Linked DNA regions of Homo sapiens: region 2 is linked to region 1. Evidence: chromatin loops called from intact Hi-C (ENCODE). Cell type or tissue: heart left ventricle. All regions are shown on one strand. Each heading gives the region's core, and the rest is flanking DNA. Links, peaks and the distances in the headings are about the cores only.

Region 1 (15,718 bases), core at 2,696-10,695:
CCTTGCCAAATAGCACTCCCTGGCACTAATTTTGAATGAACATCTAAGGACATTCATGCTTTAGACAGAGTGAAGAAAAGATGATGTCTGAGGCAGCATTCCTCTCTGAGTGTTTATTATGTATGTGTAAGTAGCATTTTGATGTGGTGGAGTGTTAAATGTTACGCAGTCTTGATGACAAAGACTAAAATCTTCTATGTGGAAATATTCTGCTAGACAAGTAAAGGGAATGAATAGCTTCATATTTTCTTGACTAAGTGGGTAAATTTCAAAGTCAGGAAAATGCCATAGGATTCTTCAGGTGTTGCTTCACCAGCCAGAAACCTCTGTGGCTGGTGGTGCCTCGGCGGCTGGTGGTGCCTCTGCTTGAGTCTTGCTCGCACCCACTGGGCTCGTTTTACCCACTTGGCCCAGCAGGCTGTGCTTGGCTCGTGCTACTGGCCGAGATCCCATGCCTGCCAAGGGTGAGCCAGGCACAGAGTGGTGAGGGGCGTGTGAGTGAGTGAGCACAGGTCTGGCCTCTGTGCACAGCCAGGCACGCTGGCTGCTGTGGTGGGGCAGGCAGCTCCAGGTGCTGGCACAGGCACTGGCCCCAATCAAGGCTGTGACTGGACCAGATGTATTTCAAGCAGCCTCCACTGCAGGCACCAGCATCTGGATGAGGGAAACACAGTGATGCCTGAAAGTTTGGAGATGCCAGGAACTGCAGAGCCCCAAAGAGGATGTTACAAGTTACAACATGTTACAACCCTGGCTCAGGGATCCTCTAGATCTGGGTTCCCAGCAGGGCCACAGCTCTTCTCTCCTTCTTGTTCTTCTTGTTGTCTGCAGCCTGGCCAGCCGGGGAGAGGGGGTGGGGTGGGGCGGGCAGGGACCATGTATGGAGGGGCATGTTTCAACCCATCTGTGTTGCAGCTCTTTCAGTCTCACCATCCCACTCTGGCCCATGGCTCCTGGGCTGGCCTGGCCCTGCTGCTGCTTTTTGTCATATGGGGCAGCCATCTGTTACTGGCAAAGGGTGGGAGGTCTATATTATTAAGCTCTGGCTTCGGGAATCCCAAGGTGTGGGCCCCCAGAAGGCTCACTGACACAGTTTAGCTCTGTGTCCTCACCCAAATCTCACCTTGTAGCTCTCATAATTCCCACTTGTTGTGTGAGGGACCTGGTGGGAGATGATTGAATTATGGGGGTGGGTCTTTCTTGTACTATTCTCGTGATAGTGAATGGGTCTTATGAGATCTTAATGGTTTTAAAAACAGGAGTTGCCCTGCACAAGCTCTCTCTTTGCCTGCTGCCATCCATGTAAGATATGACTGGCTCCTCCTTGGCTTCCTCCATGATTGTGAGCCCCCCCACAAGCCATGTGAAACTCTAAGTCCAATAAACCTCTTTCTTTTGTAAATTGCTCAGTCTTGGGTATGTCTTTATCAGCAGAATGAAAATGGACTAATACAGTAAATACTCTTCACTTCTGCAGTCCACCTACATCTCAGCAAGTCAGCCAGGAACATGTTACAACTCCTTTTGCTCCTGCCATTTGGTGGTTCTTAAGTTCTTGTCCCATATCCCAGAAAAATGAGGTTAAGCAGACAACTGGAGGGTGAGCAAGGCAGAGAAGAGCTTTATTGAGTGACCAAACTTCTCCCCAGTGGAGAGAAGACCTGAAGTGGGTACCTCCTATCCACAGGCAGGTAGTCCCAACCATTGTCTGAGTCTGGCTGAGTTGAGAGTTTTTATGGGCTCAGAATGGAGGAAGTGTGTGCTGATTGGTCACATAAGCAGGAGAAAGTGTGTGCTGATCAGTCTATGAGTGGGCCCAGAGAAAGCACCAATCGATTGGCTGAAAAGCATCAAGAAAGTTATCACTCCAGGTTGCGGACTTCACCTGGAAAGGGCAGCCCAGCCCCCAGGCTTCAGGCTGTCCCTGGCTGGAAGGCTGGGTTTTACTGGGGACCTGCACTTTCCCACCTAGGAACCTCTCTGCCTCCCACCACCATCAACATGCTGTCCACAGTGCACAGGCTGTGCTGAGGGGTGCCTGCAGGCCCAGAGCCACCCTCAGGCCTTCCCACCCCTGGCCACATCCTCACTCTTGTGCTAGTTGGTGCTCAAAGTTTTAGCCTTAGAAGCAGTTTCCAGAGGGGGCAGAGGCAGTGGGGAGGCTGGCATATCAGTGCTGCCCCAACCACATGCACACCCGGTCAGGTCACGACAGTGCCCAGGCTCAGTTATCAGGACGTGTCCACAACTTCGCTCCACTGTGAGGCAGGGGCTGGAAGAGGCCAGGGATTGGAAGCAAGCATTTCCAAGCCTATGGGGACAGGGTACTGTCCAGGCCCCTGAGAGTACAGGGAGGCCTGGGTCTGGAGCCACAGCTGGGTGGCTGCAGTCACCCCTGGGAGCACAGGCTTCTGCCACTCCCAACTTGGTAGGGTGCAGGCCCCCTGCCGGGATCACCTATTTCTGGGCCCCGTTGGCTCTATAGAGTGCGCAGCCCTGGCTGCACCTACCCCGCTGCTTATGGTGTCCTCGCAGTGGCCACTCCAGACAGACCACCATGGCCATTAAAAAGATAATGAAAAGTTATTGTGAGTAGGAAATCATTTAGTCAATAAACATTTGATAAGCACTTAGGATCTAGATGACACCATTTTATGCAAGTACAGGGCATGGCTCCCGTTCTCAAGGTCATTATGATCTATTGGGGAAGACAGGGTTTGTTCACTTTTGAATATTTATTATTATCCATTGTAAGATCACCAGGGCAAGTGGAACATACCAAGGAGACAGCATACTAGAAGGAAATAAGCCCCTATTTGTAGTCAGAAGAACAAAATTCAAGGTTTGTTTCTGCCTCTGACTGGTTATGAGGTCTTTAGTAACTTATTAATATTTTGATACTCAATTAATTTTATTTTTATCATAAACATAATGCATATTTATATTTCAAAATTTGGAAACATTCACAGCTTTATAACATTTAGTGAACATTAACCATTACTTCCAAACTCAGAGAGTGACTTAATAATTTTTGATGGTCTCTTCCAAAAAGTATTAGGCATCTATAAAAATAGACTATTTTTTTATCTACAGATTTGAAGTTACAAGTATTCTTACCCCAAAGATAAAGTTTATATGGCAGACACATGTGAAGGTAAGGGTGATTATAAATAGAGATCACAGACAGGATTCCTAAGCAGATAATCCTGAACCTTCAAGCAGTGCCAAGGGAAATACACTTGGTGGAGAGAAGAGGAGGCAGTGCCTTGACTCTTTATATTTAAAAAAATAAAAAGATGAAAGGATGAATAAACCTTTCAAAGCTTTCTAAAAATTCAGAAAGAGAAGGAGGAGGAAAATCCCAACCCAAAATTTTGTGTCTTTTTGTACCTCATACCATTTAACTCTCACAATAGTTCTGTAAGGGTGATTACTGTGTTATTGTCCCATTTTACAGATAAAAATATGAAGAAATAGAGCTCATATAACTTGTATGTCCTGGAGGCTGAATTTGAAACTACATTGTATGAATCCCAAACCTCTGTTTTTCCCTCCAATATGACTCATAGAAATACCCTAGAAGAGAGGGAAGTGTTTTCTGCTAACTGCCAAAATAGATTAATCATTAATAAAAGAAAAGGGTGTAAGGAAATTAATGAACAATTTCTTTCTGTTACAAGCCTCTCTTTTACAAGCATTTGCTTAGCAAATTGTGTATTTTGGCATTGGGTTGAAATGCTTAATCACCTTTCCATTCTCTCCTCCCACTTAAATAAGAGTTAAGGGGAAGGCAGGAAAAAAGTTTAGTCAGGCAAAGGAAGCAACTGGTACCTTCTTAACATTAAAGGAGCTATTTCCTTCTGTACTTGGAAGAGGAAAATGTAGCTAGTGGGGCTGTCTAGGACCTCTGTGTCTGAGGGAATCACTTATTTTCTCCTCACTGGGAAATGTATGTAGGGAGACAGATAATTCCTTCTCATAAATTGATTGTAACTAAGGTTGTCAGAGCTGGCAAATAAAAATTCAACAACATGGATGAATCTGGAAGACGTTATGCTAAATGTGATTATGCCTCATGTAAGTGAGATATTTGGTCTTCTGTGACTGGCTTAATAGCTACAGTGAGCTATAATTGTACCATTGCAATCATGGTGAAATATCTAAAATAGTTCAACCAGGCCAGGTGTGGTGGCTCATGCCTATAATCCCAGTGCTTTGGGAGGCTGAGCCAGGAGAACCACTTGAGGCCAGGGGTTTAGCATCAGCCTGAGCAACATAGTAAGATCCTATCTCTACAAAAAAAAAAAAAAAAAAAAAATTGGCATGATGGGTTATGCCTGTAGCCCCAGCTACTTGAAAGGTTGAGGCAGGAGGATCACTTGAGCCCAGGAATTTGAGGCTGCAGTGAGCCATGATTGCACCACTGTATGCCAGCCTGGGTGACAAAGTGAGACCTTGTCTCACTCTCAAAAAATAAAAAAAAATAAATAAAATAGTCCAATTCACAGAAACAGAGTATAATGATGGTTGCCAGAGCCTGGGAGAGATGGGGATGGGGAGTTGTTCAATAGGTTTGAAGCTTCAGTTTTTTAAGATGAACAAGTTCTAGAGATCTACTCTACAATATAGTGCCCTTAGTTGACAATTCAGTATTGTACATGTAAAAATTTAATAGCATCTCATGGTAAGTGTTTTTACCACAAAATTCAAAATAACAAAAAAAGGGGAAAGAAGAAACTTTTAGTGGTGATGGATATATGTATTACCTTGATTTTGGTGATGGTTTCACAGATGTATGTGTATCTCCAAACTCATCAAATTGCACAAGTTGAATGTGTCCAGTTATTTGGCATATCAATTATACCTCAATACAGCTGTTTAAAAAAGAATATGGAGGGTCTAATTATATTTGAATTTCAGATAAACAATGAATTTTTTTAGTATAACCCAAATTTTTAGTATATGTGCCAAATTATACTAAATGATTATTTATTGTTTATCTGAAAATCAGTTTAACGTGAAGCCCTATATTTTATCTGGCAACCCTAATTGTAATTGATAGTCATTCATCATGGCTAGCTACTGCTAAAAGTCAAAGGAAAAAACAAAGAGTGAAAAACCTCAAAACCTAAATGCTGCCCAGGCCTCACATTTATCTCTGCTGGAATGTGAACTGGAAGCATGACCTAAAACTCTATCCACAGGCTCATCTCAATTTCTGGCTAGTAGATTTTCTGGGCTGTTCAGCCCAAGCATCCTAATTTAAAGTGCTTTCTGTGGTTATAGTTGGAGGAAATAATTGTGCTTATAATTCAGTGTAAATAATAAAATCAGTCCCTTAACTGTGCTCTCTGAAATAAATTTGCAGTTTCTATCTCTGTATATTTTATGTTTATTCATAATTTATTACTACCGTATTGATAATGTAGGAGTTAGCAGATTAGATGACAGAATAGTTGTACTTATCTCTGAGATGATGAAAACAAAACATCTTGTTAATCAATCATCCTGCTAGACACTTAGCCAGATTCTCTCCTAAGAGAATCTCTCCAGATCCATGTCATTACTGAAAGAGAAAGTAAAAACAAACAAACCAAAAAAGGGCTTGTTATACATGGACTCACTCCCAATTTGTGGTTCTCTGAAGGTCACAGCCATTTGCTAGTGAATGAAGTTTCAGGACTTACTCCTTCAACCTGCTTCTGCTCACTGTTATATTACTGAAGTACTGAGCAGTGAGTAAATGTATTAACCAGATATTTGCAGAGTCAGTTTCATTCTTTTTATTCAATTACCCATCATCTTAAAGAGGATGGGTTTTGCAAAAGTTTAGGTATATCTGGAATGCCATCTGGGAAAATAAGTAGTCTTGAGGCTGCAGAATTCGTAGGCTTCCACACTGAAAACTTAGTCTACGAAAGGTTTCAGAAATTCTTTCACAATTATAGTTTCTAATTAGCTCACATTATTTATATTACTTGGTCCCCAACCAAATGGCCACACCTGGAGGAAGGTTCAAACGGGCCAAATTTTATTTAATTGAGTTTAAATAAGATAAACAATATCGAACTAACGACTTAATCGCTCTTTACAGTTTACAAATGATTTCATTTTGAGATTATCGTATTTAATCTTTTGTGTTATCTCCAACCCTCCTCTCTGCTATTGTTACATATAAAAAAGTGTGAGATTCCCCTGGGCTAAGGTCACACAATGAACACGTTGCTCCAGGCACCACACTTAAATAACTTTATGTAACAACCACAACAACAAATACTGTAATGATGCAAATAATAGTAAAATGATCCAATAACAATTAACAAGCAGTTACTGAGGCAGGAGAATAGGGTCCAGAGACAAGGAACCTAAGGCTGATTCACGCTGAATTCCTAGAACTGAATCAAAAGGAAAACCCCACCTCTCCACACCCAAGTAACAAAACGATCAGTTACCTTTGCATTGGGCTGCAGATGAAAAATGGGAGGTACCTCTGATTGGTCCCCTCCTGCAACCAATCAGGCTGGTCAAGGGCCAATTCTTCTTGTGTAACTTTGTAACTTCACTTCAGCCTCTGATTGGTTGTCTCCCACAACCATTATGACGTGGTGGGCCACTCCTTCCTTTATGTAGGGTGTAATCAAATACCCAGTGGGAAACCTCTAAAGGATATTTAAGCCCCAGAAAATTCTGTAACTAGCTCTCTTGAGCCACTTGCACAATCCCACTCCTAGTCTGTGGAGTGTACTTTTGTTTCAATAATTCTATGCTTTTATTACTTCATTCCTTCATTTTTTTTGTGCATTTTGTTCAATTCTTTGTTCAAAACACCAAGAACCTGGACAACTCGTAGTCAAGAACCTCCACTGGTAACATTACTATATGCTTGGCCCTGTTCTAAGGACTGGAGTGTGTATGGTTATTCACAGAAGCAGAAACAGGCTCAGAGACGTGAAAAAATTTTCTCGCATTTTCAGAGCTGGAAAGAAGTGGAACCTGGATTTAAACACAGGCAACTCTAGAGCCTCAAGTTCCACTATGATCCTTATTAGAACATTAAAACGTCCAACACAAAGAAATGATACATGTTTGAGGTGATTGATATGTTAATTACTCTGATTTGATCATTATACAATGTATACACATACTGAAATATCACACTGTAGTCCATAAATGTGTATAATTATTATGTGTCAACTAAAAATAATAATAAAAGAGAAAAAAAGAAATGTACCGTCAGGTTTCCAGATCCTATCTCAGAGTCCTATCTGAGAATGCCAGACCACCTTCTAACTGAAACCAGTACCCTTCACTATCCTAAAGCCCATCATTTGAGGAAGGTGAGCAAGGTATTTATTGGCATTTGTTACATTTGCCTTTTCTGATAGCTAAAGATACTAACTCTCATGTCTGTGGCGGATTTGTTTTTTTCTACTTGTGATTTGCACCCTAATTTTGCTTGTGGTTCCTGAGGTATACAAGTTTGTTTGTTTGTTTTAGTATGTAGCTAAAAAACAAAACAAAACATTTGGTGGGAAAAAATACCTTTTCCATGCCACAACAGTGTTTGTTTGGTAAAACAGTTTCCAGAAACATTTCCCTATATCCTCATGCCTTCCTTTAACAGATGTTTGCCCAGAGCCCTGTGAGACTCTGGGGACACAAAGACAAATGGCGTCTCTAGCACGAAGCATGCTGGAGCTGGGAAGTTGGTGAGGAAGCAAATCATTTCAGTGCAGCCCAGGGACACTATAGTGAACTATGAGGGCACCCAGAGGACAGAGCCAACTCTCTGGAGGAACTTGGGTGAGTCAGGAACTGGGGGATGATTAGGGAAGGCTTATAGAGGAGGTGACATGAGCCAGGGGTGGAATAAAGGAACAAACAGATAAGTGAGGGTAAGGGTGTTTCACGCTAAGGGAGCAACTAGTGTAAGACATCAACTTAGGACACAACAGGGTACATTTACAATATCACAAGTAAATCCACAACCTGGAGCTAGGGCTAGGGCTGTGTTGTAGAGATAAATGTGTGGGATGAGTCACTGCGCAGGCAGTGGCTTCCTAGGATACAGCAAGGTTTTAAGTAGGCAAATGACATGCTTGTATTTGTATTTTGGAAAAAGTATCACCTAAGTATTCAGGAAGGTACAACTAAAGAAAGAAACCCCCTTTTTTGTGTTTAGACTCAGTTAACTTTAGATATTATTCCTTCTTAATTTAAAATGATAGGGATGTCATTAAAAGGCCTGACCTAAGGATGATTCTTTTTGTTTGCTTGTTTGTTTTTGTTTTTTTGTTTAGGGAAGTTGCCTGGTTTTTCTGAGGCCCTCCTAATTTCCTTTTACTGATTTTTTTTTTCTAACCTTTATTGAACACTTATTATTTGTCAGGTATTGTGTTGGTGAACATTGTGGTTATCTTTATTTTATAGAAAAAAGGAGTTGAGATTTAGAGAGGTTAAATTATTTGCCCGAAGGCACACAGTTAATTAGTGATAAAGTTAAGTTTTAAACTGTGAGATTGTAGAGTTTGTTCTTTATGCTATTTTTAAACTACATTATCCTGATGCTGCCTGTGGATAAGAACTTGCCTTGCATTTTAATTACACTCTGGAGGCCAGGGGAGCACCCACTTTTAAAAATAATTTGCCTGTAGTTACTACTTGACCATACTTTATATATGAAACAGAAGCTACCCTCTGTGTTTTAATGATGATTTGAAAGATAGTCAATCTTTCCTTTCCAGGTGCTAGCCAAGGTTGAGCTTCCGGCATTGACCCTATGTCAACAAAGTTGAAAAATATGGAATATAATGCAGATTTCACAGCTGAAAATGTCCTTGGGAACAGTTATTCCAGTGTTTTCCAAAGTGAACTGTAAGGTCCCATCACTGTGGAATCTTAACAAGTGTTAAGTGATAAAAGTTTTCTGTGGCCAAATAATGAAGGAAACATTGGATTAAACGTAGTTGACAGCTTTTCCTCCTTTTTGGGATTTCGTAGAGAATTTAGCATATAGCAGATCTTTGAATAACATCATTTTATTCAACATTGTTTTGCTATAAAAAAAAATAGATTCCCAGCCAGGGCTATTATGTGGAGTTTGCAAGTTCTCCCCACATCTGTGTGGGATTTCTCCAGGTACTCTGGTTTCCTTGGACATCTCAAAGATGTTTATATTATGTGATGTGGTCCCTAACATGGTCCTCATCTGAGCGAGTGTATGTGTGTGTGTGAATGTGCCCTTCCATGGGATAGCCTCTTGTCCAGGGTTGGTTCCTGCCACTCACCCTGAGCTACCAGGATAGGCTCTGGCACTTCTGGCAACTCATGATCATTAATTGAAAATATTATTAACTAATTATCCTGCTTGTTTTTATTAATCTTTTAAAAATGCTTATATATCTCACCTTGCAATATTTAATATTAAGAGTGTTTTTCGTCTTTACTTAGAAGTTTGGTGAAGGTCTTGTGATGAGAAATATGCTGTAGAAACTTACATCTTGTTTATTGCAATTAGCCTGTGGTAAAATTGGTTTTGTTATACGTCATTTCCCTTAACGTCTTTGTTTCCAGGAACCCTTTGATGACATCAAGTGAGGACTTACAAGATAAGATTGTGAGTCCTCAAGATTCAAAAACACAGTGTCTTTCAACCTGTTTGTTTCCTAAAACATCTTTTCTGACCTCAGCTTATTTGAAACATACTGCCTTACCTTTGCTCAACAACTGCAACTCAGAGAAAACAAGTGTCTTAGATGACTCCAGACATTTTGTCTCCCAGGCCATTCCTCCAAATCATGCTACCGATACCATGTACATGAGAGGCCTCCTTGAATCCATCTCAGTCTAGGAATTGCCCCTCCCCTTCGGGACAGTGCAAGAAGAGAAGTGCTACATGATAACTTGCTAGAAGAAAGCAACTTTCCAACAGCCACAAAGCAAGAAGGGCAATATCCCAGGAAGAGAGAGATTACACTCAGTTTTTATATCCCAAACACATTAGCAACCAGGATACTGGGCCTACCACGAAGAGTCCTGCTTGCACTTTCTAGTCAAAAGCATCTGGTGGAGGCTGCTTTGGGCAATCCATTTTATTTTAAATATTCATTCTCTTAGTAAATTTAATCTTCGTCCTTGGAATTCTCTATATTTTCTTAGTTATGATGAGAGTGAACAGCTGGGCCATTTTGTTCACTCTGTAGCCAGTGTTCAGTTGCGTCCCCAGCCCCCACTCCCCTTTTTTCCCAGACAGTGCCTGGCTCACTTTGTCTGGCTACTGTCTGACATGTCAGCTGACACTACCTCAGCTCCCAGCTGTTCTTCTCTTTCATACTATGGATTGTTCTTTGCATTAGACTCAAGCATGGTTTTGCACTTCCAGAGGGCTAATCTGTTTCCATGGCAACCTTTAAAATTGAGTAATTTGATGCAAGACCTGTCTAAAACTTTTTTTTGCTAAAAGTTTTTGCATGTGTGCAAAAATACACATGTGCAGTTCCAAGCTCAGCGCTGCTTTCAGACAGAAAGTTCATAGAAAACCTGACCACATTTTCAATTAGCAGAAAGGTTCTGCCAGCTTTCTGGGTTTTTAAAAATACATTTTCATTAAGAATTTAAGTAAGAAAGTGTATTTTATGAACAACATTTAGGCTAAAAGTTATAAACAGAAAATAACAAACTGGAGACTCTTTCATGTCAGTTTTAATATGGCCATATTTAACAGATGGGACCACAAACTTCTAACAAGATAGCAATTGAAAATGTGGAATATATAAAAGTTGCACTAGCTAATGTGACTATTCAGTTCTTAACTTGGATACTGACTGTTCATCTTTAATGTTGGATGGTTTTTCAGCAACATAATTTTCTTCAGATAAGCAAAAATATTAAAGTTAGAAAACTTAGTAAAAAAATATATACTTTAGGCTGGGCACCGTGGCTCACACCTGTAATTCCAACACTTTGGGATGCTGAGGTGTGTGAGTCGCTTGAGCCCAGGAGCTTGAGGCCAGCCTGAGCAAGATAATGAAACCCTGTCTCTAGAAAATACAAAATAAATAAATAAATAAACCAGACATGGTGGTGCATGCATGTAGTCCCAGCTACTCAGGAGGTGGAAATGCGAGGATCGGTTGTGCCTGGGAAGGTCGAGGCTTCAGTGAGCCATGACAGCGCCTCTGTACTCCAGCCTGAGTGACAGAGTGAGTCTCTCTCTCTCTGTCTGTCTATATCTATCTATCTATTTGTCTATCTATCTATCTATCTCTCTATATATATGTATATATACACATACACACACATATATAGATGTATGTATATATATGTATATGAACTAAAATGTATTTTTGTCCCATCTATGTAATGTGTTTTAATTCAACTTAATAAACATTTATTTAAGACAGAGAGAGAAACACAGAGAGAGAGAGAGAGTTTCATTCTGTCACCCAGACTGGATATATGTATACATACATGTACTTTATAACAGGTATTAACTATAGAAAATTTTGTTCAATGAATTATACAGCTTGGGATGCAACAGTATTAGACTGATGAGATTCTAAAAAATATCATTTTATGATATTTTGTGCTCCTTAGGGTCAGGATCTAAAACTTTTCATATTTATATTCCCAGCCACTAGCACAATATATGGGACACAGCTAGTATACCATAAATGTTTGTTTGTTTGTTTTTTAACAGAAATGGAAATTAAATTTTTAAAAATATCTCTATGGTGGTTGGTGATATAATTGTGAATAATTATATTACCCACTTTCTTTGTAGGTGGGTACACTTCCTGACTCATTTATTTTGGCTTGGCTATGTGACTAACTTTGGAAATAGAATGTGAGAAGCTTTTAGAGACATTGTAAGTTTCTACCAGTACTTTTGTGTTTTTGCCCTCTTCCATGAGTCAGCAGGTCCTTCTGGGTCTTAGATTAAAAGAAACATGGAATAGGTCTACACCCACCTGCAGTCTAGAGCAGAGCTGCAGCACACTTCTTGCAGACCTTATGTAAAAAGAGCAAGAAATAAACATTTGTTTTTATAAGTCATTGATATTTTTACAGTTGATTGTTACTGCAGCAAAAACTAATACATAGACGGATTACCTTATATATAACATGTATGTCACATATATGTGACATACATATATTTCATATTTATATATGATACAGAAAATAATACTCATAAGTTTATGATAAAAATATGTAATATATAGTATATATCACATATGTGTGTAATGTGTAATACATATGTGATATATACTATATGTTACATATATGATATATATCTTACATATTAAATATATAGTAATGTGCCGTATATCCACCTTTGGTCAATTATGGACCACATATAAGATAGTGGTCTCATAAGTATAAAATACTGTATGTTTAGTGTATATCTTGTCTATGTTAAGATATGTTTAGATACACAAATATCATTGTGTTACAGTTGCCTATAGTAGTGAGTACAGTAACATGCTGTACAGGTTTGTAGCTTAGGAGCAAAAGGCTATATCATATAGGCTAGGCATGTAGTAGGATGCACGATCTAGGTTTCTGTAAGTGTACTCTGTGGTGTTCACATAGTGACAGAATCACCTAGAACACATTTCTCAGAATGTATCTCCATGTTAAGCTTTGCATGATTGCATTACATGTATATGTATGTTTGTATATGTATCTTATATATGTAATACATATAACAATTTTTTATGTAATTTATAAGTTATATATATATTCTTAAAAACTCCATGAGTTGGATATGATTTTCAATTTAATAGAAGAAAAAGCTGAGAATTTAAATGTTTATTGTTTTATCCAGAATCATATAACTTTTTAATAAAGGAGAAGGATTTGAGCAAATATTTCTTTGACTTTCCACCTCCATGTTTTCTCTTAATATCGGGGTTACAAAATATATTTAAAATAGAGAGGCAGTTAAAGGGTCTTTTGTACTTTTATTTGTATTTATTTAAATGTATAACTAAAATATATTTTCCTTCCCTCTACGTAATGTGTTTTTTTTTTTTTTTTTTTTTTTTTGAGACAGAGTCTAGCTCTGTCACCCAGGCTGGAGGGCAGGTGCAATCTCCGTCACTGCAACCTCCGCATACCAGGTTCAAGCAATTCTCTTGTCTCAGCCTCCCAAGTTGCTGGGTCTACAGGTGCACAACACCATGCCTGGCTAATTTTTTTGTATTTTTAGTAGAGACGGGGTTTCATCATATTGGTCAGGCTGGTCTCGAACTCCTGACCTTGGGTGATGTACCTGCCTCGGCCTCCCAAAGTGCTGGGATTACAGGCATGAGCCACTGCGCCTGGCCTGTAATGTGTTTTAATTCAACTTAACAAACATTTATTTAATATTTTATATGTGCCTGCCACTGTGTGTCAATTCTTGGAGGAATAGAGATAAATCAGAACCAATTCTTACCACCAAGAGTTTGGCTAAATATCTATTATAGCCACCAAATCTTAGACCTAGCTTGACTAAGAACTATCTTAAATAACTGAGCTAAGTGCCACACTTAGGATAATTTCTTCAGAGTTGATGTTCACTCACCAAGAATTTTATTCTGAATCAATAAAATTCCTTTTGCCTATATTATTCACAGTATTCTACACTAATAGCAATAGCTGTTTATGAGCACTTATGTGTATACTCGGTCTGGGCGAATTGTACATATACCCTTAAGAAATTCATATTTGGAAGGTGAATGCCAAAGAAAAAGAGAAACCAGTTTAGTGCTTAAGAGAATTGACAGGAGTCAGATAGGACTAGAATGAATCTACGTTCTGGCACTTACATACAGGGGGACTCTGGGCAAATCATTCTCCTTTAATCAGTTTCTTCACATATAAAATATAATACCAACTTTGCTAGATAACTGCGTGGAATGAATAAGATTTATCTGCAAATCAGGTATCATAGTGCCTGGCAGATACTTAGTATTCAAAGATGAGAACCATTATTGTAAATGAAATGCTGAATTGAAGGCACTTAAGAAACAATGTGAACAAAATATATTATGTAAGGGGGTTAAGCTTAGGATTTATAAACATGCTCAAATGTGGTTACTTTATTGTGCTGTGACAAACCAGAGTTTGGAGGGTGAGTGGTGTGGAGAATCCTTTGGAACCCTGTGAATACTCACGAGGTAGTCTCTACCCAGATGTATCTTCTGCCACCATATTTTCAGTTCCTTGTCTGCTGCATCATCACCAGCAAAGAGCCACATTCTTGTACTTGTTCCACCTTTGTGAGATTGCTCTGAAAATCAGTGGTAATGCAGGGCAGATGGGAAGGGGATTATGGTCCAATTAATGAAGCCAAAAAGAAGACAGAGACCAAATGTGGAAAACCTCAGCCCAGAAGGAGAAAATGTCATTGAGTGATTAGCATCAAAAAAGAAAACTTAGAATAAAAACGATCTTGCCTCCTAAACATGTCCTAACTTGTAAAATAGAAAGAAAAGTAAATACAGAAGTGGTTTCTTGGAGTCTGGTAATCATTGTTCAAAGAATTTGACTCTCGCCTTTTCCTGGATAAGTACCCACTGAGCCAGCAGGCATCCAAGCAGCCTTTTTTTCTTTCTCCAGTGTCTCTGAGCATAATGGCTCTGTGTACAAGTGTTCAACTGCCAGAGAGTGATTTCCTTAGTGTGATTCGAAGGTCTGAGAAGAATAACATCTTTCCTAATTAAAATCAAACTCAAACTCTTCAAAGTTGGCACTCAACCTCTTTCCAGGCAGGGTGATTATGGGAACACGAGGGCATGGAACTGTTCTCCTCCATTTTTAACTTAGGTCAAACATGAACCAAAACCATTTTCATAAATCCCTATAGCCTAACTACTCAAATGAAGGAAAGGCTGAAGCTTTTTAAAGAAACAAAAAAAGCATATTAGTTAGTATGCCTTTAGTAGCAAGTAATGGAAAACATCTTATACTAAATTGATATAACTTTATGGGACTCTATCAAGAACATCAGAGGAAAGCAGATCTTTGGCACCACATGATCAGAAATTCAATGATGTCATCCAGTTTTGGCTTCCTCCATCTTTTTGTTTCACCATCCTCTTTATATTTGTGCCACTTAGAGACACACAATTACTACAGCAATTTCAGGCATTATCTCCAGTCATGATGATGGTCAGAGGAAGAGGAAGGCTACCTTTTCATGTGTTTTAAAGAGCAAGAAAGTCTTTCTTAAAACCCCTCAGACATCCCTTTGTGTCTCTTTGGCCAGCATTGCCTTATACATGCACTGATTGCCCGTAACAAAAATGGTACTCTGCATGACTAGCTTGCACCAATCAGCACTCAATTCCTGAGACTACCCCGAAACACACGGAAGTATGACAAAAGTATAAGACAAAGTCAGAGTTTTGTTAGAAAAGCAGAAGGTAGCTGGGAAATTGATTTTCATAGGCAAAGTCAAAATGCAAAAATAAATAAATAAATAAATACATTAAATGCATACATACATGCATAAAAATCTTAGAGGTAATGAAAAGCCAATAAATACAGAATGCCAGATATCTAGAGCATATGACATTTCCAAATGTATTTTAACTTATTTCCCTGAGCTTTTAGTCTTTGTGCCATCTATGAGGAGCCCTAGAAAAAAAAATCTCTATGTCCCTCCCTTTTTATTCCAGGATGGATTTCACCCAACAAACACCATCTTAAAACATACCATCGAGGGTACCTT
Region 2 (15,718 bases), core at 3,678-11,677, 62 kb before region 1:
CAGTATGATTTGAACATAAATGTGTGGTTACAGACAAAGATGCAGAGAGAAACAGGTCAAATCATGAAGGCTCTTGTATGTCACACCTGTCCATTTCAACCAAGGAAAGGCAAGGGAAAGTTATCAACGAGGTATAAGGATGAGAGTAAATGTAACATTTTAATTTTGAATATGCTCCTATAAGCAATAGATAGAATTTTCATCCTACAAGTACTTACTATGTCTCAAAACACGGTAGTATGCAATACTTGGTGGATCAGAGGGGTCAAATTGGAGGCAAGAAGATCAGTTGGCAAGAAGAATGTTATAATATATATTGAAGAAGTAGAAATAAAAGACATTTATTTGTAGTCTATTTTCTTGATATTCCTTCCTAATGAGGACAATCATGAAGCAAGAGTTTATTGTTCAGTACAGTTACTTAGACTTACTACTTAGCTTATAAGTACTTCACCATGTCCTTATCTGACAGACCTCTACTAACTAGACTGGAAAATGGTTCAGTGGAAAGGGTAAATGCTTTGGAAGGAAACAGTTTTGAGTTCAAATTATAGCTCTGCTACTTTTTAACTGAGTGGATGTGAGCATCTGTCTCATGTAGGCTCTTTTTTTTTATATGTTTATACATACCTAGTAGGTATATATTTATGGAGTATATTAGATATTTTGATACAAGAATACAATGCATAATAATAACATCAGAGTAAATGGGGTATCCATCACCTCAAGCATTTATCATTTCTTTGTGTTACAAACATTCCATTATACTCTTTTAGTTATTTTAAAATATATAATAAATTACTGTTGACTGTAGCCACCCTATTATACTATCAAATACTAGATCTTATTCATTCTATCTAACTATATTTTCATACCAATTAACCCTCCCAACTTCTCCCCAGCCCTGCACTACCCCTCCCAGCCTCTGGTAACCATCCTTCTACTCTTTGTCTCCATGAGCTCAATTGTTTTAATTTTTAGTCCTCACAAATTACTCCGAATATGCAGTTTCTTTTTCTGTGCCTGGCTTATTTCAGTTAACATAATAACCTCCAGTTCTATCTATGTTGTTGCAAATGACAAGCTCTCATTCTTTTTTATGGCCAAATAGTACTCCATTGTGTATATGTACCTCATTTTCTTTAACCATTTGTCTGTCGATGGACACTTAGGTTGCCTCCAAATCTTGGCCATTGCGAACAGTGCTGAAATAAACATGAGAGTGCAGATATCTCGTCAATATCCTTATTTTCTTTCTTTTCGTCATATACCTAGCAGTGGGGTTGCTGGATTATATGGTGATTCTATTTTTGTTTTTTGGGGAACCTCCAACCTGTTCTCCGTAGTGGTTGTACTAATTTACATTCCTACCAACAGTGTACCAGGATTCTCTTTTCTCCTCATTCTCTCCAGCATTTGTTATTGCCTGTCTTTTGAGTAAAAGCCGTTTCAACTGGGGTGAGATGGCATCTCATTTCATGCAGGTTCTTAAGCAGGCAATTCTATTCCCTTATTTCCCTTGTAGAAACCTGACCTTTACATGACTTCCATTTCTGTCTTTGTTGTAAAATGACACCATTTTAGGTTAATGCTATCAAAAGGGAGTCAAAATTAGAAAACAGAGAAGGGGAAAGAATGAATTATATCCTAGAAACTTAGAGTAATATGTATTATTTGAAGGGTAATCTCATTAGTCAAAATTCTTGCCTCATAAAATACCAAAAGCCTGTATCTGAAGATTATTTTTTCTGCTATGTGGTAGGTCATCATAAGATAATTTTAGTTGGATCAACTTTTATGCAACTATGTGTTAGTACTAGGTGTGCTGAGCACTTCTCATGTGTAATCCCAGTCAATACTCACCATACATACATGGGGTAATTATTATGCATTTATTTTGCAGATGAGAAAGCTGAGGTTCAATGAGATAAAGGTACATGTCCCCCCAGAGCACCAAGAGGGCTGAACCCCACCTTTAAGGTCATCAAGCTCTAAGGCCCATGTTTCCTCCAGGACACATGGTGATCTTTTCCATGGAAAAAACATTCAAGTCACAGAAAGAAAACACTGGAGAAATAATGTCCCTTTCTGCCCTCAAAAAATGTGTAATATGGTTTAAAGCACATATAGCAATGATGACTAACAAGTCTCTAGCTGCCACTCCATGTTCACCTGACATAGACTGACCATGTTGATGAGGATGCCAGTATAACATTTTCTCACCCCACCTTATTCCCAGGTACTGATCACCATGGCCCTGCCATCATTCCCCGCAGGCTCTTTGGAAAACCATGGAGGTATGAGTGTGCCAAATGAAGTGTCATGTACAGGCTGTCTCAGCTGAGGAGGATTAGTGAGAATTAGTGGCACTGTTGGAATCAGGCTAAGGACATGGCTCTGAACAAGTTAACTACTCAGCCAGGGCAGGGTTCTGCACACTGAGCCAGACGGCTGCACTCAGCCGCGACTCAGGATCAACTTTCTGGCTACTGAAATGAATAATCAAGTCTCCAGGCAATTCTCACAGAGCCTCTTATTGGAGGCTTGGCCTGCCTGGTTTGGTTGACCAAGCAGTATAATTAGCCAGGAATGTTCAGAAATAAACATTACTGAAGGAGACATAAAACTGTTACCCATGGCTGCACCTATCCTCAAAATGGCAGAGACTGCTCCTGGAATGACTAAGTAGACCAAAAAAAAAAAAATTGTTTTAAAGCTTCAATTTATTTCAGTAGAGTTGGCCCCACTGGTTAATTTTTAAGTAAACGTTGACTCTTCCCAACCTCTGCTTTACATTAGAAGGGATTTTCCCTGAATACTTCTGGCTCTTCTCCACCCTATGCACACAGCAACCTGAGGAGAGGGGAGGGGGCAGTGCCTCAGATGATTAATAAATTTGTGAAGAATAAAGCTCAGCTCAGCAACTTCTGTTGGGAACAGGTGCCCACAGGGAGCAGGGTCTCTTCTTTGTTCACTCATTCTGCAAATCTTAGCTGCATGGGCCTGGGACTTGGCAGGCAGAGGAATAAGTCTTATCTATTCAAAGGTTTATTGTTAAGAAGCCTGTTTAGTTGTCATATGAGGCTGCATCCTCTGCCTTAGCTGTTAGTGGTCATAAAAGGATATTTTGATCGCCATCTTTTATTCTTTTCTCAATTTATTCAGAACTCAGGTGAGAAAGAGGGTCATCAATTATTCTGGCTGGTTCAGAGACCCCTACACCCCCATGAAAGTAAAGTGCAGTAAATCAGATTATTAAGTCCATGTGGAAGAGGAAAGTGGAGGGGCCAGAATAGACTCTCTGGAAAGGGGCTGAGCTTCAGCAGGCCAGTTTATCTCAGACATGTGGGAAAGCCCCTGCTTACATTGGTTACACGACCAGAAAAAGAGATTACCAAAGAAATTGGTAGAATTGTCTCCACACAGGTGCCCTTAAAAATCTTATATGTGGGGGGAATTATGTAGATAGTCATCACAACCATTAATAAAATCTGCTGAGTGTGCTTAGTCACTCAGAAAGCCTGTATGCCTTCTTGGTGATAGGTCTGGCAGCAGGACAAATCCCCTCAGGCCAATGGAGCACTTATTACTTTGCAGACTACATTAGTAGTTCTGGTAAAGAAGGGACTCAGAAGCCTAGTGTTACAGACCCTCACATTGATTCCAAATAAGATGTTAAAAGGATCTTAGACAATAATCTGTTACTAATTTTATTTCATTTTCTTCTCCTCCACCTCATTTCTCAACACCCTTACTCAACTAGTTGAGATCTCTGCTTTAACTCAATAATGTATTTCCTTCCAACAGATTGTAGTAAGTAGATCCTGGACTATAAAGATTTTGGAGACCTAAGTAGAGGTGAAAACAGAAGAAAGCAAGGCTGTGGTCATCACTCATGAGGCTTATTAGGTTGTGGGAAAGGGGAGAATGGTAGATGTAAAGGGAAAAGTTTTGGATCCCCAAGATTAGTGACAGGAATCACTTTACAGGCTTTGTGGTCCAGTTGGAGAAACAGAGGGATACAGTTAAGTGTTAGAGTTAAGAGCTTGGTATCACCCAGAATGTGGCTCTGAGAATTCTTCCTGATCTTTTCTGTTGTTCCCATGTGTTTTATTGTGCCACATGCTTCCAGTTTTACACTGGGACTATTGAAGGTGCCATTGATAAAAAAGAAGTTACTTTCTACACTCACTGTGTTATCCATTGTCTGTCCATTGAGGGCCTGCTGGGTGTCAGACATAGTCCTCAGCTAAGGGGAGAGGAAGGGAAAATGGAAAGTGCAGCTTCTTGGTGGCCAACATGGAGGACACAATGTCCTGCCTATTGGTGTGGTACCTTATTAATATTCATTACTCCAGGCTTAACATTCTATGAGTCAATAGATTAAGTAAAATTTTTTAAAACTTGAATTCTCAATATGATGGGAGGATATGTAAGAATAATGGATGTTATTTTATTGTCCAGAGTAATAAAATTTGCCCTAAACCTTCAGTAAGCAAATGGCTCTCTGAGAGAGGTGGTGGGAGCAGGCAGTGGTTTCAAGGAGAAGAGATTTGCTGGAATTCACTAATGAAGACATGAAAATGTCAAAACTCAATCGAAGCCTTAAAACATATCCAAGGGCACAGATTTGGAAAAGCACCTTCTTCAAGAAAATGCCATAGTATATGTATTGCATAGAACTGATCATTATTAGAATATGAAAAATGGCTCCCAGTTATAAATTCAAGGGTGACTGCTCATAATAACCACAGAGGACCCTGTATGTGCTGCCAATTGGCTAAATCTTTCTGTAGAAATTTTATGAAGAATTAGCATAAAGGAGGAATAGGTGCCCTCTCTGTTGCTCTTAGAACTAAAAAGTCAGAGTTATTGTTAATGAAGGTCATCTAGCTAAGCTACCCATTTGAAAAGCAGATTTCCAAAAGACATTCAAATGGTAAAGTATCCAGAATGCCACCAGTCCACATGACTTACAGAGGTGCATTAGGGCACCCCCTTTGGGGAGATGGATAATTCAATGAGTGGGTAATTCTCCTGTAAGGCCAGAAAGTGGTATCTGTTTCACTGGGTGGTATGACATGTTGGTATGCCACAGAGCAAGGCTCGATGAGTGGCAGGGTTGGGCTAAGTAAAATTCAGCCCCATCTGTCCCTGTGGGTGGGTACTTTGGTACAGTGACCATTCAGCACAGAGACATGTAGAAGCACTGGAGGCCAAACAAGACACTGGTTTATGTATCTAAATTCCAGGCAGCGAATCAGATTCATGCAGGAAGTGACTGCAACTGTGGAACCCTGTTAAGGTTTGATGGGACAATGACCAGCAGTAATTACTGGGCCCTAATTCCTTAGAATATCAACCTCAATAATTTCTTTCTTTCTTCTGGTCGCTGAAGATCTCCAACGTTCCTGGCAGTAACTTTTCCTGGCCTGGCCAATCTCAGTTAGCCTCCTTGAAGTTTCAGAGGAGCATAGCAAGGAGGGCAGAGAGAAAGAAGCTCCTGGGGGCCTCTGTATGAATTCAGAAAAGATTAAACCATTCTTAGCTAACTTACTTCTCTGTTCAAGCTCTGGGCATTCTTGTCAATAAAAAAGTTTATGCAATTAATTTTTAAGGCCCCTTCCAACTCTAAAGTCTGAGCTAAGCAAAGACACATTTTCTTTGATTACTTAGTTACATGACAACTTTCAGATAAAATATAAGCTGCCCAGAGAAACATTGGCACATTTGTTAACAGTATTTTGTTAAACTGAGAAACATGACAAAAATATTTTTTTGTTGTCATATTTCTTACAGTAAACTCTCATTTATTCTATAAATACAATTTCTATTTTTGCTTTAATTTATAGGAATCCAAGCTAAAAAAAAACGCATATATTATTGAATTTCCAGTCAATCCTCAGAAGAGCCCACAGTTAACATAGCATGTATAAACATTTCTGTAGATTTTGGGGAGGTGATGTTCATGCTTGCCAAAAGTTGAGTGAGTGGCAAGGACTTAATCTATGAGTCATGTTAGAATGATCTGAAGTAATAAGTACTAGTTATAGGATTGCAAAATCATTCTTTCAAAGTAGTTATTTAAGAAAAATAAAGAGCTCTTGCTATATCAGAATTCAGCAAAACATACATTTTAGAATTTCAGATAAACCATAAGTGGTTGAAGTGAGTTAGGGCCCATTTGGGGGTGAAGGGCTTCCCAGAAGACAAGTTTCTGATACCAATAATATGAAAAATATATTTTTCTCACATCTTAGAAAGTGCAGTTCACTATGCTCCAGTTAAAGTCCAAAAGGCTTAAAAAATCTTGCCCAATGAGCACACTTTCAGAGTAATACACTGAATTTCTGAGTTCCAATTGGTATTTGTCTAAACAAAGTTGTGGGGTGATAAAGATATTCCAGAAGTATACTACAAATATTTCATACAGTTTAAGGGCATTAGCATATATTTTTCAGAAAAGTCAGAAAATCTAGATGAATTTACATCAAATATAATAAATTATTTACTTGAGATTCTTATTCCCTAGGCCTAATTTTGAATAAATGACTACAGTATGCCTAGTGGGGCCTGGAAAATGTCTCTCTAAGCAACCATGTTGAATTAATTATACTCTTCCAGCCATAAAAAATTAAACAAAAAGAGAAACTAAAGCAAGAGTATTAAAAAGAGAATACATTTAGCTCAAAAATACTTAAACGATGTTTGTAGTTTCAAGCAGCATTTCTTGGAAAACTGAAACTAAGAATATAACTTAATGTGAGGGTAACATAATGCTAGTTATATGTGCAGATAAACCAGATCATCAAATATTAAGAATCTCCAGTCTTCACAGATTTGAAAGTTGAGGATTTAGCTCTGGGCACCATAGACTGGCACTCTGTTCAGAAGCACTTCCCTCCTTTGTCTGCTTTCTCATCCCATCTTCAGCTGCTTTTCTGTCCAAGTGTCTCTCCCATTTCCACAGTCCCTGTAGGTGCTTACTGCTCATGGTTCTCCTGCTCATGGTTCTTGGTTCCCACGGTTCTTCTCTGATGATTGTATGCAAGGAGTCTAGAAGGAAAAAGAAAAAAGATCTGATTTGAATTTCCAAAATCTTCTTATGTCAGATGGCCCTAAGGGAGCTGTAGGTTACCAAAAGCCTGTGTTTATCTTATTTGGTGTCTTGTAATGTTCTCTGATTTAAAGAAAAAGTAAAAGGGCCTCAGGGAAGACTTCCCTGATCACCCCATCTCGAATAGAATTCCATTCCCCGTGCAGTCAGGGTCCTAAGCCCCAAAATTCAGAAAGAGAATTGAAAGTGCTGAGACCCAGTCCCCCATCCACTGACCTTTCAGGGTGGAAGTGGTTCAGGAAAACCAGCAAGCCGCCTCTTCTCCCCAGTCTCCTGCCCAGGACTGTCCCATTGACAGAGCTCAAACTGGAAAAAGGGTGTGGAAAATAATTGAGAGTGATCTGGATGGGACAGAGAAGATCTCTTCATACCTGCTCTGCTCTCTGCCTCTTTACCATGTTTTATTTTCCTTAGAAACTCTGACATTATTCAGTGCTAAATTTTGTTTATTTGTTGATTATTTTCATGGCGGGAAGAAAGGTTTATGAAAACAGAGACTTACTTTGGATTCTCTCTAGTTATAGAAAGCTACTTGGCACATAGAATATACTCATTAAGTATTAGTGAAGAGAAGGGAAGAAGGAAGAAAAAAAAGACAAGGCAAGGCAGGAAGAAAATATGAAAATTTTATATATGTAGACTATCAGGAAGAGCTATATTTTCCTCTGTGGTATGTGAGATGATTTTAAGTGATATCTGGGTAACTTCATTTTATTTACTTATTTTGTATGTATTTTAATGGTGATTAGGTGACATTCTTACAATGGAACTTGATTAATTATTTAATATAAAAATTCAGCTGGGTATGGTGGCTCACACCTGTAATCCTAGCACTTTGGGAGGCCAAGGCAGGAGGATTGCTTGAGGCCAAGAGTTGGAGAGCAGCCTGGGCAGCAAAGTGAGACCACCTCTCTACCAAAAAAAAGAAAAAAAAAAAAAAGTAGCTGAATGTGGTGGTGCACACTTTTAGTAATAGCTACTCAAGAGACTGAGGCAGGAGGATGGCTTGAGCCCTGGTATTCAAGACTGTAGCAATCCATGACCGCACACTGCACTCCAGCCTGGGTGACAGAATGAGACCCTATTTCTTAAAAGAAAGATTAATTTCCAGGAAAATATTAGTGACATATTAATAAGGGTAAGACAATGCTGGACAATACATGAAGTTTGAGAAAATGGAAAGGAAAATGTTCTCCATAACTTTTATGTTTTTATAAACAACAGTAACACACATGACCCTTTTTACTGCTCTAGTGTTTACTGCTGTCCAAATAGTTTCACTCCCACCATGCAATCACATAACAATACTAATTACCAGGGAGTTTAAGAGGCATTTCCCAGGGTCTTGGATCAAGTCGGTGACAGATTTAGGAACATAGCTCAGATGTTCTGTTGGGAGAATGGTTCTCTCATGTCTTGTTGAGCATGAGGCTCTCCAAGCAGATGAGTAGTGACTCTGTCCTGGCCCATTTCTATAGGCTGGAGTGGTCAACACACAAACTCCACAGTTAGGTGGCCCTAGCTCGGTCACAGGTCCACCAGTCACAGTGGCAACCCTGGGTAAGTTACTGTTCCTCTCTGTGCCTTGATTTCTTCATCTGTAATATGATATAATAATAATCCCTTTCCCATTCGGTCATTGCAAGGACTAAATGAAATAACATAAGCACCTAGAAAAGTATCTGGAACATAGTATATATGTTGGTTTTGTAGGGTGGGGATATTTCTAATCAGCCAGAATCACAGCCTGCTTCTTTCTGTTCTTGAATTATCCCAGCCATATGTGCAGAGCAAGACTCCAACAGCACATCCTGTATCAGTTTGGGGTGCCCAGCATTGATTTATAGGTACTGGATTACTTGTTAAGAGACAAATGCATTATAATAATTAAATTCTGAGTGAGTGGACATTTCATAGATGTGTGTGGGAAGACAAGAGGGTCTATGAAAATGATGCAAAATGTGCATGCTATGACTACCAGCTTTGGGATAATGCAAAAAAAAAGTCTGTATAGATGTGAGGTAAGTAACTACATTAATACTAATGGGGCCTGCATTTTTACTTTTTCCACTGAAGACATGCACTTGAATTTATTAGCAATAAGGAATACTCCCCCATCTGCGATGCACCTGGTGTATGCTGAGCTTGCTTGTGCCTCGTGTTGTATTACATGCAGTTAAGTCATTTGTATAAATTCGTATTTTTTTCTTCTCCACCTTCAGTCAACCTTTAGATCAAGATACTGAATAAAGTCAATTAGCAAGCACAAAGTTGCCCAGGTTTGGAATTTGCTCTGTGACTGGAATGGAGTAAATGGATGGAATTCTTATACAGTTTTTAGCTAGTTCTTTTAGACTGAGAAAGGAAGTAGGGATTTTTAGTTGACATATAGGCCCCTCTGCATAACTCCATGTCACAAAGGTGGCCTCAGACTTTATCTTAATTCAAGGGGATGCTGGATTCAGAATGAATGATGGCATCACTTCTGTTACAAAGGAAAAAAAGTCATAAGCCAAAAAGCAAGCAAACAAACAGGAGGTCACAATGTCAATCAGGTTGTCCTGAAAGAAGATGATCTTAAGTCTCTTGGTGAGAAAATGCTCAGTATGATATCTCTTGAAATTATTAGACAGCAGCACAGTGCTGTCTTCACAAAAAGGCGGTATCAGAGTTGTTGAGGGTGTGGACACAAGGTGTATAATTCCTTTTGGAAAGAATTCAGAGAAAAAAAGGGCCCTCATGGCGCCTTAAGATTATAAATAATGTCTTTATTTTATTGATGATATCTTGGCCCTTGTAAAAGATTCTGCTCTTTTTTTTTTAAATTTAGACACTTGTGGTAGAAAGGTGAAATACACAAAATTTAATCAGCTGATTATCTTACACATTTTTATAGCAACGCTTTTCAAACCTAAATGGTGAAAAGCATCTTCATTTATCAGAATTATTTTTGAACTCAGCTACTGCAGGGCTTTTTAAAAATGACCCTAATAAGACTTGAGCTTTCAGACATTCCCAGGTGTGGAGATGGGGCAGGTTAGCAAAATACCAACCCAGAGGACCAGCCTAGACTTTGGGCTGGATCGTGTTAGGGGAGTCAGAGATTTTGAGCAATTATGACCTAGAACATGCTTAAAATCAGCACCAGAGTTGCCAAACCAAATACAGTGGAGGACTGATTGGCTGGACATCAGGAGTTGGAGAGATTCAGGACTAAGAAGAAAATAAGTAGTTAAGAACTTGATGATGAATAGAGTTTGAGTTCTCTCATCCTCTTAATGGAAATACTGATAGTCCATATTTCACAGGGCTGTTGTGAAAATTAATTGGGATAATAAATACAAAGCTTTTAGCAAAGTTCTTGTAACTTGATAATAGCAGCTCTGCTTTTGTTTTTATCATTATGACATTAGTAATGATAATTATTATTATGATTAAGGAATTGCAGAGGAGGAAAACATCTTAAAGTGATGAAATATCCCAAGAAGTCTTTTGTAACTTATTTAACAATCGTGCATATATCTAACCTTGAATGTCTGAGGGAGACTTGGGCAAGTGGCAGAAGGGTTTTTAAATATGTTATTTTCTATAGTAGCACAGGTGAATTGGGAGTAAAGAAGCAGATATGATGACAGATGAAGAAATTTCAATGAGTCAGAGCAATGCAGCCCTGAGAGCTCTTCCAATTTTATACTAGGGAAGGCTGGCATTTCTTACCTTATTTTAGTCACGTGCAATGTTTTCTGAAGGTCTCATTAAAAATGATGCTACTTGGCATATTCCCCTTACCAAATGTAACCCGAGTTAAGCCTCAGATCTGGTCTTTTGTTTTGTTTTGTCCATGAACAACAGACAGTGACTATTATTCTAAACAGGGCATCCACAGAATGACTTAAATAAGCATATCATTGTCAAAAAGCAGAGCCTCTGGAAGCTGAGGGCCCCAAGTTGAATAAAATCTTGATAATAATGTTTGTAGAGATATTCACTGAGGAGGCCTACTGTTATAGCCTGAATTATGTCCCCCAAAATTCCTATGTGGGGTCCAAATTCCTGCTACTGCAGAATATATTTGGAGATAAGATCTGTAAAGAGGTAGTGAGGCTAAAATAAGGCTAATAACATGGGGCCTGGAGTCCTTCCAAAAGGAGAAAGAGATAGCCCAGGCACACACAGAGAGACCATGCGAGGACATAGGGAGATGGTGGCCCCCTGCAAGGAGAGAGGCCTCGGGAGAAAACAAAGCCACTGACACCTTGATCTTGGACTTCTAGTCTCCAGAGTTGTAAGAAAATAATTTTCTGTTGTTTAAGCCACCCAGTCTGTGTTGTTTTCCCATGGAAGCCCCATCAAACTAACCTACCCACTTTTCTCTAGAAACGTCAGCCTGATCTTTTGCTTTCTGTGCAACAAAAAGTTCAAGAAATATGAAGAGAGGGATTCAGACTCTGTTTCTCTTTATTCAGGCTTTACAGTAACAAGCATGACAAAGCAATTGTGTTGTCCATGGCTGGGACATGTTAAGTGTTTGAGTGGTTCTCATGGCTAGACTCAGGCTGTAGTCACTGAAATGGATGAGGCCACAATGTAATTTCAACCCTTAGAAGTATGCTGAAGGAAAATGATAAGCTTGTTTGGAAAGATCATTGGTTTTCCTGTCACCCATGAAGAAATACACGTACACACAAGTGTATGTATGTATAAGTGTGTATACATTCACATGCATAGATGATTATATGTAGATCCTTAAAACAAAACCAAAACCAAAAAATAAAAACCCTTACACAGGCCTCATTTACTGCAACATCCAGAAATCATAAAGAATTGTTATGCACCAGAAACAAGAGGAAGTATGAGAAAACCCCTACGAATACCTGCAACCACTCTCTTCAGATCTTTTCTCTCTCTCTTCACTGAGCTAGTGCTGTTATACATTGGGGCCACTACTGGCAGATCTCCTAGAGGCCTCAGATTCTTCTTAGAACGGCAATTATATTCTTCTAAAGCCTCGGGAGTGATTTGAAGCCACCACAGCCACAAAGACTTTCTTAAATCCTAACATTAAGAAAAAAATAAGTTAGTGAGGCTAGGAATTACAATAGTGCTTCTGTCTTCCTGGAAAATCCACCTAGTGGCTTGCAAAGCCTGCATTTATCTCTCTTCCAGTCACCAGTGTGGTCATGACTGGGTCTCTGTGCTCCAGACTGGCAGAGAGCTGCTGGCCATGCAATACTATCTATAGGGAGAGAAATTGAACACTAAGTCAAGCGGGGCTCTCAATCCACAGAGTCTGGCTGGAAGTGCAGCTGGACCCAGAAAAGAGCATGGCACTTCATCATATGTTTCATTGCTATTAATGTGGTGAAAAACATAGTCAGCTCCTCTCTTAAATCACAAAAATCACAGGCAGCAACAGTTAATAGGGAATCCACATGTCAGCTCATCCGGACTAGGGGAAGCCAGAAACAGCTCCACTTCTAAATTAGGTGAGAGTGAGGTTGGTCTGAATGGCATATAAGCACTCCTTTCTTCTAATTCGACCCCTGCCTGCCTGCCCTGCTTCTCTCATTAACATGAGCTTGCAATTAAGACTTGGCGCACCGAAGACCCAAGTGATCCTTCAGGCCTGAGATGTGCCTGTGGCTTTTCCTTCCTTTGTGGAATGCTGCTGCCCATTTGAAAAATACAGAAATAGAGCTGTCCATTTAAGCACACGAAATCATAAAATGATGAGAACATAGACACTAACTGTTCCTGTATCCCAATAGCAAACCACCAGAGGGACGTATTCCTGTCAGAGAAGCTCTTTCTGAAAGTGTCCACCTTTTAAAATATTTTACACTCTTGTAAAATGCGTTAAATTTCATTAAGTCTAAATGAAGTTTATTTTCCTTGTATGTGTTTTCATCTATATTTTAATGCAATGTGAATTGTTATTGATGGACACATCTCAGTCCTGTTTGAGTGTGAGCAAACAATGCAGCTTATTGAGCAGACTTTGTCGACAGTTTCCATTCACACGCTGAAGGCATCTGAACAAGAAAGCCATCCGGCAGATATTTATGAACATAAGGCTCGCAGCTGAGATGCCCATGCACAGCAGATCTATGGAGGGAGAAATTAAATCAAAAGCGATAAATAAGTGTCTGGTGTGGCTGAAATAAATGCACAAATGTAAAAAGAACATAAAAAGGTAGAGAAAGAACAGGGAAGGGGCAAATAAGACAGATTCTGAATTATGGCAGATATGTTGGCATTCATGTTTTATCAAGATCTTTGCTTCCATGGAGTTCAAGCTGAATGTTTGATCAGTTATTTATTTAACAAATTAGCTGCACCTACTAATTGCCCTGCACTCAGGATATAATAATATAGTCTCTGAAGATTTCACTGTCGATCTGGGAAGTGAGACTTTGACTTGACTTTTTCTCAAAACTCTGTAGAGATGTGAAGAAAAGTTCTCTGGGAAAAAATGAACCCCGTTGAGCTTGGGGATTGCATTCAGGTGGTGGAAATATTGGAGAAAGGCTTCTCTAGTGGTATGGCAAGATTTTAAGGAAAGAAGGGTTTAAAAAAGGATGGATTTATGTAGGACAGGGTGGGGAGGTGGATCTGTGGGGCAGAAAAATGGTATCAGGAGGCCAGAATGGCACATGTAATGGCAGGGAGACCACAAAAAGTCTTGGGATGGTGTAAAAGCCCAGATGACAGAGCACAGATAACATACACTGAAAGTGGGACATGAAGCCCAAGAGGGGAACTGGGCTGGTTGATGCCAAGGCACTTGTGCTACATCCTATAGCCATGGGGAGCTCACTGAAGGTTTTAGTAGACATAATAAGCATTGTTTCCCTGGAAGATTATTCTGGTGTGGAGGATGGACTGAGGCAGACGCGGGGTACTGAAAGGAAGATTTTACAATTAGTTTCAACCAGCTTAACACCATTTCCCTTTCCTTCCTCAAGGGATGAGTCCACAAGGTCTGCAGCTACACTCTAACCCCTTAGGGAATCATGTCAGGTTTCTGCTTTCTGCTTTGATCCTGCCTGCTGTCTCTGGCTCCTGCTTCATTGCTTTTACCTGTGTTGTTTCTCTCTGTCCTAAGGGCACTAGCACCACAAATAGGAAAGAAAGATTTGAAAGCCATTTTTAAAACAGCCAACAAATGTATTTATTAGCTTGATCCACTCAGCCCACACACTGACCAACATTTGAAGATATTTTGGTAACCTGTCTTTATTTTTAAAAATTTCTTCTCATCCAAACCCAAGCTCCTGGAATTTTCATTTGGGTCTGATGTTATGGACACTTCTCTCATCTGGGAGTGTTCAGATAGCTAGCTCCAGTCCAATTGATTCAACAATACAAGTTTTCATTCCTTATCCAGCCAGCTTTCTCCCTTAGGGTTCGTGTAATGATCACGTTAATGTGCCCTTCATCTAAAGTGGTCTTTAAAGTATAAAAGGAACAAATACTATTGCTCAAAGCTACAATGAATACCTGCTTAGGTACTATTCCAAATATGTTGCATGGATTAATTTATTTAATCCCATAGTATGGATACTTCTCATATGTTATCTCTTTTAATTTTTATAAAACAGTGATAGACTGGATTAAGAAAACGTGGCATATGTATACCATGGAATACAATGCAGCCATAAAAAAGGATGAGTTCATGTCCTTTGCAGGGACATGGATGAAGCTGGAAACCATTATTCTGAGCTGGAAACCATTATTCTGAGCAAACTATCACAAGGACAGAAAACCAAACACCTATGAGCATGCTCTCACTCATAGGTGGGAATTGAACAATGAGAACACTTGGACACAGGGCAGGGAGCATCACACAGGGGGGCCTGTCATGGGGTGGAGGGATGGGGGAGGGATAGCATTAAGAGAAATACCTAATGTAAATGACGAGTTAATGGGTGCAGCAAACCAACATGGCACATGTATACATACGTAACAAACCTGCATGTTGTGCACATGTACCCTAGAACTTAAAGTATAATAATAATAAGAAGAACACAGCCTATAATAAGTGTTATTGTTGCCATTTTATAGATTCAGAAAATGAAGTCCTTTGCAATTCCAATTAGGTGAGAAAGATCTGTTAGGCTGGGCACCTTTTCTATGCTCCTCAAAGCACTCTATTGGGGCAATACATGTCTCTTAGAATCGTAGATACAACAATTCTAGATTTTCAGAATGAAAGGAATTTTATAGGTAATTTTTTTCATCTACATGGGCAAAGCTGAAATATATGTTCTGGGCCTAGGATGCATTGATACATTTAGCCATTCCTTTATTCGCTCACCATAGTTAAATATGCTCTGCCTGTATTGTCATCCTTCTAGTCTCAGTTTCAATAGTTTTAGTGATAGAGAATTCACTACTTCCTGAAGCAGCCTGTTCTGTTGTATATTTAGGTTGTGATATATGTTATGTTGTGCAAAAATCTATTTTCCTCCAACTTGCAGTCACTGGTCATAATTTTAGCTCATGAGACCATCTCGGACAAGTTTCATCCTTCTTCCACATGACTTTCATTATTTGAAGTACATTTTTTTGGTAAATATCTACCCCCCTCTCCCAAATCTT

Evidence for each region. Peaks named below come from ENCODE experiments on the same cell type or tissue, not always from the same donor. Only the 100,000 strongest peaks of a DNase experiment are listed, where the experiment ranks them.
Region 2: a loop joins it to region 1, with 3 times the contacts of the local background. A loop is called at or near these places in 2 of 110 quality-filtered maps.

Annotation. Positions count from the first base shown.
Region 1 is chr11:91,785,157-91,800,874 of GRCh38, reverse strand. It overlaps LINC02756 (long intergenic non-protein coding RNA 2756), which reads right to left and starts at 6,553. Exons shown (of 12, transcript NR_187312.1): 1 at 6,453-6,553; 2 at 5,463-5,566; 3 at 4,767-4,874. RefSeq lists an enhancer at 1,723-2,222. In heart left ventricle, for the core only: no CTCF peak of the experiment used is centred there; no DNase peak of the experiment used is centred there.
Region 2 is chr11:91,847,674-91,863,391 of GRCh38, reverse strand. LINC02756 (long intergenic non-protein coding RNA 2756) reads right to left here. Exons shown (of 12, transcript NR_187312.1): 8 at 11,992-12,172; 9 at 7,334-7,423; 10 at 6,988-7,056; 11 at 1,133-1,205. Among named protein-coding and RNA genes, the nearest start is that of LINC02756, 61 kb to the right of the region's middle. In heart left ventricle, for the core only: no CTCF peak of the experiment used is centred there; no DNase peak of the experiment used is centred there.